2 separate regions of the Homo sapiens genome follow, and region 2 is linked to region 1. Evidence: chromatin loops called from intact Hi-C (ENCODE). Cell type or tissue: GM12878. All regions are shown on one strand. Links, peaks and the distances in the headings refer to the core of each region. The heading gives the core; the rest is flanking DNA. Region 1 overlaps UBE2H-DT (UBE2H divergent transcript). Region 2 overlaps NRF1 (nuclear respiratory factor 1).

Evidence for each region. A loop is a pair of places that touch in the nucleus more often than their neighbours do. Peaks named below come from ENCODE experiments on the same cell type or tissue, not always from the same donor. Only the 100,000 strongest peaks of a DNase experiment are listed, where the experiment ranks them.
Region 2: it touches region 1 in a loop (3-fold over the local background); 8 of 110 quality-filtered maps call a loop at or near these places.

Annotation. Positions count from the first base shown.
Region 1 is chr7:130,009,502-130,012,304 of GRCh38, reverse strand. All of the region lies in intron 3 of UBE2H-DT (UBE2H divergent transcript), which reads right to left. Among named protein-coding and RNA genes, the nearest start is that of ZC3HC1, 40 kb to the left of the region's middle. RefSeq lists an enhancer at 1,869-2,803. In GM12878, for the core only: a CTCF peak has its summit at 1,277 (motif pointing right); DNase peaks (open chromatin) are centred at 1,314 and 2,014; H3K27ac peaks cover 1,049 bases.
Region 2 is chr7:129,743,731-129,746,533 of GRCh38, reverse strand. The region is part of intron 10 of NRF1 (nuclear respiratory factor 1); the gene reads right to left. Among named protein-coding and RNA genes, the nearest start is that of MIR182, 25 kb to the left of the region's middle. In GM12878, for the core only: no CTCF peak of the experiment used is centred there; no DNase peak of the experiment used is centred there.

The sequences.
Region 1 (2,803 bases), core at 26-2,525:
CACTGGTCTAAGCATTTTATCTTATTTAAGCCTCATAGCAGTCCTATGAGGAAGGTATAATTACTGTTCCATTTTTACAAATGAGGAAACAAAAGCATAAGTTAATTACTTTGTTCAGGGTCACACAGCCCAGTAAGTGAGGGCCGGGATTCAAACTCAGCCCATCAGCCTCCAAGGCAGACCCCACTGCCTGCCTTTAACCAAGGACATAGTTATACATGCATGACGATGTTTAATTCCATTGTTACTTGGGTTGTTTGTTTTTGTTTTTGTTTTGAGACAATCTTGCTCTGTTGCCCAGGCTGGAGTGCAATACTGCAATCTCAGCTCACTGCAACCTCTGCCTCCTGGGTTCAAGTGATTCTGCCTCAGCCTCCGTAGTAGCTGGAACTACAGGTGCCCACCACCATGCTGGACTGATTTTTTTTCCTTTTTTTATTTTTGAGACAGGGAGGGTCTCTGTCGCCCAGGCTGGAGTGCAGTGGTGGGATCTCGGCTCACTGCAACCTCCACCTCCCAGGCTCAAGCAATTCTCCTCCCTCAGCCTCCTGAGTAGCTGGGATTACAGGCATATGCCACTACCGCCCAGCTAATTTTTGTGTTTTTAGTAGAGATGGGGTTTCACCATGTTGGCCAGGCTGGTCTTGAACTCCTGACTTCAAGGATCCACCCGCCTCAGCCTCCCAAAGTGCTGGGATTACAGGCGTGAGCCACCGTGCCCAGCCTGAGACCTTTCTTCTGTAGATCCAGAGAAACCAGATGTCAAGGGAAATGCAATTTATCAGCTATTAAGTGATAAGAAAATCTCCCCTCCTAAGGATCGTGCCATCTCCCAAGTCTCCAAGAGCTGGGGCAAGTCACTGTAGCCAACTTGAGAATCAAGTTCAGGTATGAGGCCAGGCGTGATGGCTTATGCCTGTAATCCCAGCACTTTGGGAGGCCAAGGCAGGCAGATTGTTTGAGCCCAGGAGTTCAAGACCAGAGTAGACAACATAGGGAAACCCCGTCTCTACCAAAAAAAAAAAAAAAAAAAAAAGCCAGGTGTGGTGGCGTGCACCTGTAGTCCCAGCTCCTCAGGAGGCTGAGGTGCGAGGATCCCTTAAGCCTGGGAAGTCAAGGCTGCCGTGAGCTGTGATCACACCACTGCCCTCCAGCCTGGGAGATAGCGCAAGACCCTGTCTCAGAAAAAAAAAAAAAAAAAAAAAAAAAAAAAGTTCAAGAATGTGACCTCGGTGCCAGGCAAGAATGCTAGCAGTACCCACTACGGCCACTAGATGTCCCCCATGTTCCACTTCTGGCTTACCTAGCTGGACTTGCCAACACAAGACATCATCATTCTTACTTTGTCCTTATTTTGTTACAGGGTCTTTCCCCTAACCCCACTTAAGCTCTACCAAGTGCGGTGATGGAAACAGAAAGAAACTGAAAGCATTGAAACAGTCAGCAGAGAGACAGAAATGAGAATGGGTATTTATTGAGGAGACAGAGAAGGAAAAAAAAACCTCTAAATTTAAGGTCAGAGTTGGGGCCTTGCATCCAGGAATAGTGGCTCGAGTAGCAATGATAAGAACCCGATTGAATGGGAAGTCAACCGAAAGGGAAATCCAGGGGACTGTGAGCCATTGGCAGCCACCCTGGGACACATGCAGCCCTCCCCAGGTGTCATCCTTTGGCTGATCTCAGCACCCGCACTCAGGGCTGGGCCACCCCAGGGCCGACCTGCAAAGTTAGGCAAGCCACTAATGAAGCATGATGACACACTCACAGGGGCATGAGTGGTGTCTCATCACAGCCAGGGCACAGCCCAGACCCACCAGATGACCCTTTTCTTGTGAGGATTCCCAAGTCTATGACTAATGCTAATTAACCCTGACTCACAGTAGCACTGAGCACACAGAGGTCATTATCTCCACTGGAAGGAGTGGGGAAACTGAGGTGTGGAGTGGGGAAGCAGCTTTGCTCCATCAGTGTCACCAGGTCAGGAGTTGATCCTCCCTGCCCTTCTCAAAAGCCCGTGAGGCTGTTCTTGGTAATCAGCAGTAGACACTTCCGGTGGGGCTAAGGGATAGGGCCTTTCCCCACTGCTGTTTCCACGTGAGTCAGAGCCACAGAACTGGAAGCAGAGTTGTAGACTACTTGGTCTAATCCCTGAGGAGTCTGAAGGCCAGAGTGGGGAGTGAAGGCCAAGATCACACAGCAGGTTGTGGCTGAGCCACGCCTAGAATCCTGAGGCTTCTTGCTGAGTCCCCTTCTTGCACTACAGTCATCATGACAGAGCAGAAGAGAGGCAGTACCCTGTGAGAGTTAGGAGCACCAGCTCACTAGCCAGAAGTGGTGGCACGTGCCTATAGTCCCATTATACTAGGGAGGCTGAAGTGGGAGGATCGCTTGAGCCCAGGAGTTCGAGACTGCAGTGAGCTATAATTGCACCACTGAACTCCAGTCTGGGTGGCAGAGCAAGACACCTTGTTTATAAAAAAGAAAAATAAAGGGGGACAAAAAAAAAAACACCAGCTCTAGGTCAGGTAGCTTGGCAGGTGGATCTAGCAGGCTCTAGGTTCCATAGCCTGGGTACAGATCCTGGATTCACTGGTCACCAGCTGTGTGTTTCTGAACCTATGACTCAGCCTCAGCTTCCTCATCTGTAAATTAGGGATAATACTAGTAGCTGTGTCACAGGAATGTTTTGAGAATTCATTGGCATATGTGAAGTGCTTAGAGCAGTGCCTGGCACATGAGAAGTGCTCAGGAAATAGTAGCTGTTTGTTTAAGCTGGCTGTTTAAGCCCAGTTGCCTCTCTGGC
Region 2 (2,803 bases), core at 152-2,651, 270 kb after region 1:
ATATTTACATCAGTGGCTGACGTCTAAGGAAAGCCACTATATGAAGAAAAACAGGCATGGTATGTGCCAGTATAGAAGTGGAAGAAGATAACAGGAAATCAGTAAAGAAGCTAGTCTAGCAGGCAGACAGCAGTTAGACAGGCTGAGAATACCAAGGACTAGATGGAAAGAGGACATATGTAGGGCAAGAAGAGGAAGGTCATGAAGAGAATGTCAATATCAAACAAAAAGGAGGTCCAAGTAACCTCATGATAGTAGGGCAAACGGGGAAGAGAAAAAGCATTTCTTTCCCAGTGGTTCTGTTTCTGTTCTATTAGCTGCTTTTGGGACATTTAATCTCCCTTTTCCGTGTTTCCTAAGTCCAAGCTTTTGGGTACATTTGGGGGATTTATGGATTAAAATATGTCTTACATCTGGCAAGTACTGAATATTCTCATGAAGCCAAGAGCAGCCTCACAGGTGCCTTGGTGCACAGGGTGCTTTTCAGCACTCAAAGAGTTTTCTTCTCTCTTGCTGGACCATCTCAAGACTAAGAAAAACTGCTTTCTGGAATAACATTCAAAGGAGTGACTCTGGTTGAGACAGGCTCACTCTATCTTTTGCCTGCTTTTGCAGACCACCAGGAAGCTTTTCATGCCCCTCATCCCATAAGCCAAATATTAAAACTGAATTCATTTTTACTTTATTAGTAAATATATCTCAAGACCTATTTTGGAGATACAATGTCATGATTTCCTCTTGAAATTACTGGCAATGCCCAGGAGCGTTATGAAACGCTCTGTGTTTCAGTATTCAGAACCACCATGGTTTATTATCCTGAAAATTGAGCTCCCAACGTGGGGATGAACAAGCTAACTGCAAGGCCTGTTGACCCTGCCAAGAAGGCTTTAAACTGAAAATGGCAGGAGAGAAAGCGTTCTGCTGAAGCTTGTGGAATATGCACGTGCTCTGGAGCAGCGGTCCCGAGCATTTTTGGCAGCAGGGACTAGTTTCATGGAAGACAGTATTTCCATGGATGGGGGGGGGGTTGAGGGGGATGGTTTGGGGATGAAACTATTCCACCTTAGATCATCAGTTCACAATAGGTTCGTGCTCCTATGAGAATCTGATGCCGCTGATGATCTGACAGTAGGTGGAGCTCGGGCGGTGATGCTTGCTCACCTGCCACCCACCTCCTGCCGTGCCAGGGACTGGGGACCCCTGCTCTGGAGGACATCTGATCTGACTGTACAGAGCAAGGCAAGGGGTACCCAGTAAATTCCCAGAAGAAATCACTAGGAAGAAGGGTGGGAACAACACTCAGGTTGAAGTCTGTGTCCCAGAGGATAGATCATGGCAATATGCAGAGTGCACCAATATTTTAAAATGGAAAGTGGAGCCCAGATGACAAACCTCAGAAGAAGAAAGTCACCAGGAGCCTGCAACAGTCAGGTGCAGAAATGAACAGCAGGCCCACTCAGGAGTTACTCAGAGTTAGGAAGGGAGATTTATTTATTTTTCTGTTATTATTACTTTCAAACTTTTTTTTTTCTTCAAACTTTTTATGATGGAAAATGTCAAATAGGCACCAGGAGAGGGAGGAGTACAATGAACCCCCATGTGCCTGTCATCCAGTCCCTGCCTCTTCTATCTGAGCAGGGATACGCTGAGGCAAGGAAGCTTCCAAAGATGTACTCGTGACTTTTCATCCCCTCACTCAGCATAATCTGTAGAGCACCATTTAGGAAAAAAACCACAAAAAAACTAAAACTTTTTAAGAGCACATAAAGGGCAGAATTAAATTTGCTCTAGGCAGTGAGACACCTGAAAAAAGCAGATCAGTAAGTGGAAATAGACAGTAATGGGGCTTTAGAGTAAGATGGAAAGAACTCTATCCCAATAAAGTTCATCTTCATCAAGTTTTTCTCCTGCTTTTCCTATCTGAACTGTACTTAGCATAGCCAAATTGTTAATGGGGACAAGTTCTTTATAAAAGAATCCCAACTAGAGGTGGGAGGATCACTTGAGGCCAGCAGTTCGAACCTGTAGTCTGGGAATAGCCACTGCACTCCAGCCTGGGTAATGTAGTAAGACCCTGTCTCTTAAAAAAGAATTCCAGCTAATAAATGAAAAGGAAACATTTAACACTAGAAAAATCAGATAATCAATGGAATCAATGGTTACTAAAACTATCAGGTGACCGAGTGAGGGGGACTGCACAGTAGAGGAATCCCACCATCCAAGCAGGAAGCAGCGCCTGGAATGACAGCCTCACAGTGACTCTATCCTCCAGCTGCTTCCTTCTTTCCCCAAAGATGAACCCACCTGTGGCTTTGTCAGTCAGGATCCACTTGCGACCTGCACGATCTGCCATAAAGAGGCCTGACAATAACACAGAACTGTTAAAAAAAAAAAAAAAAAAAAGCACCGGGCAAGATGGGCCACCAGCCCCGCTGCGGCGCTTGCAGCCTCCCATGCACATCTGGTGCAGGGTGCACAGCCTCGCTCCTTCCACCCGTGAGGAAAGCCTTCGGCAAGCATGCCAGCACCAAGTGCTAATGTGCACTTAGACCACCAGATCTTAGTTCAGTTGAAGGGAGAGGAGGTCATTTCCCTCATATTTCCCCCTCGCCGTTGGAATTTGTGATGTGATTTTCTTGTAGCAGACTTACCTTCCTAATTATGTCTTCTTTAAGCTAATATGAAAACTAATTTGTATTCCCTAAGTACCCAGCAGCTGGGTCGGGGGGCAGAGGAGATGGTCCAGGCTTACACTGGCTCGCTCAGAGAAATTGCCCAAGGATTTAAAATGTGTCACGAGTAA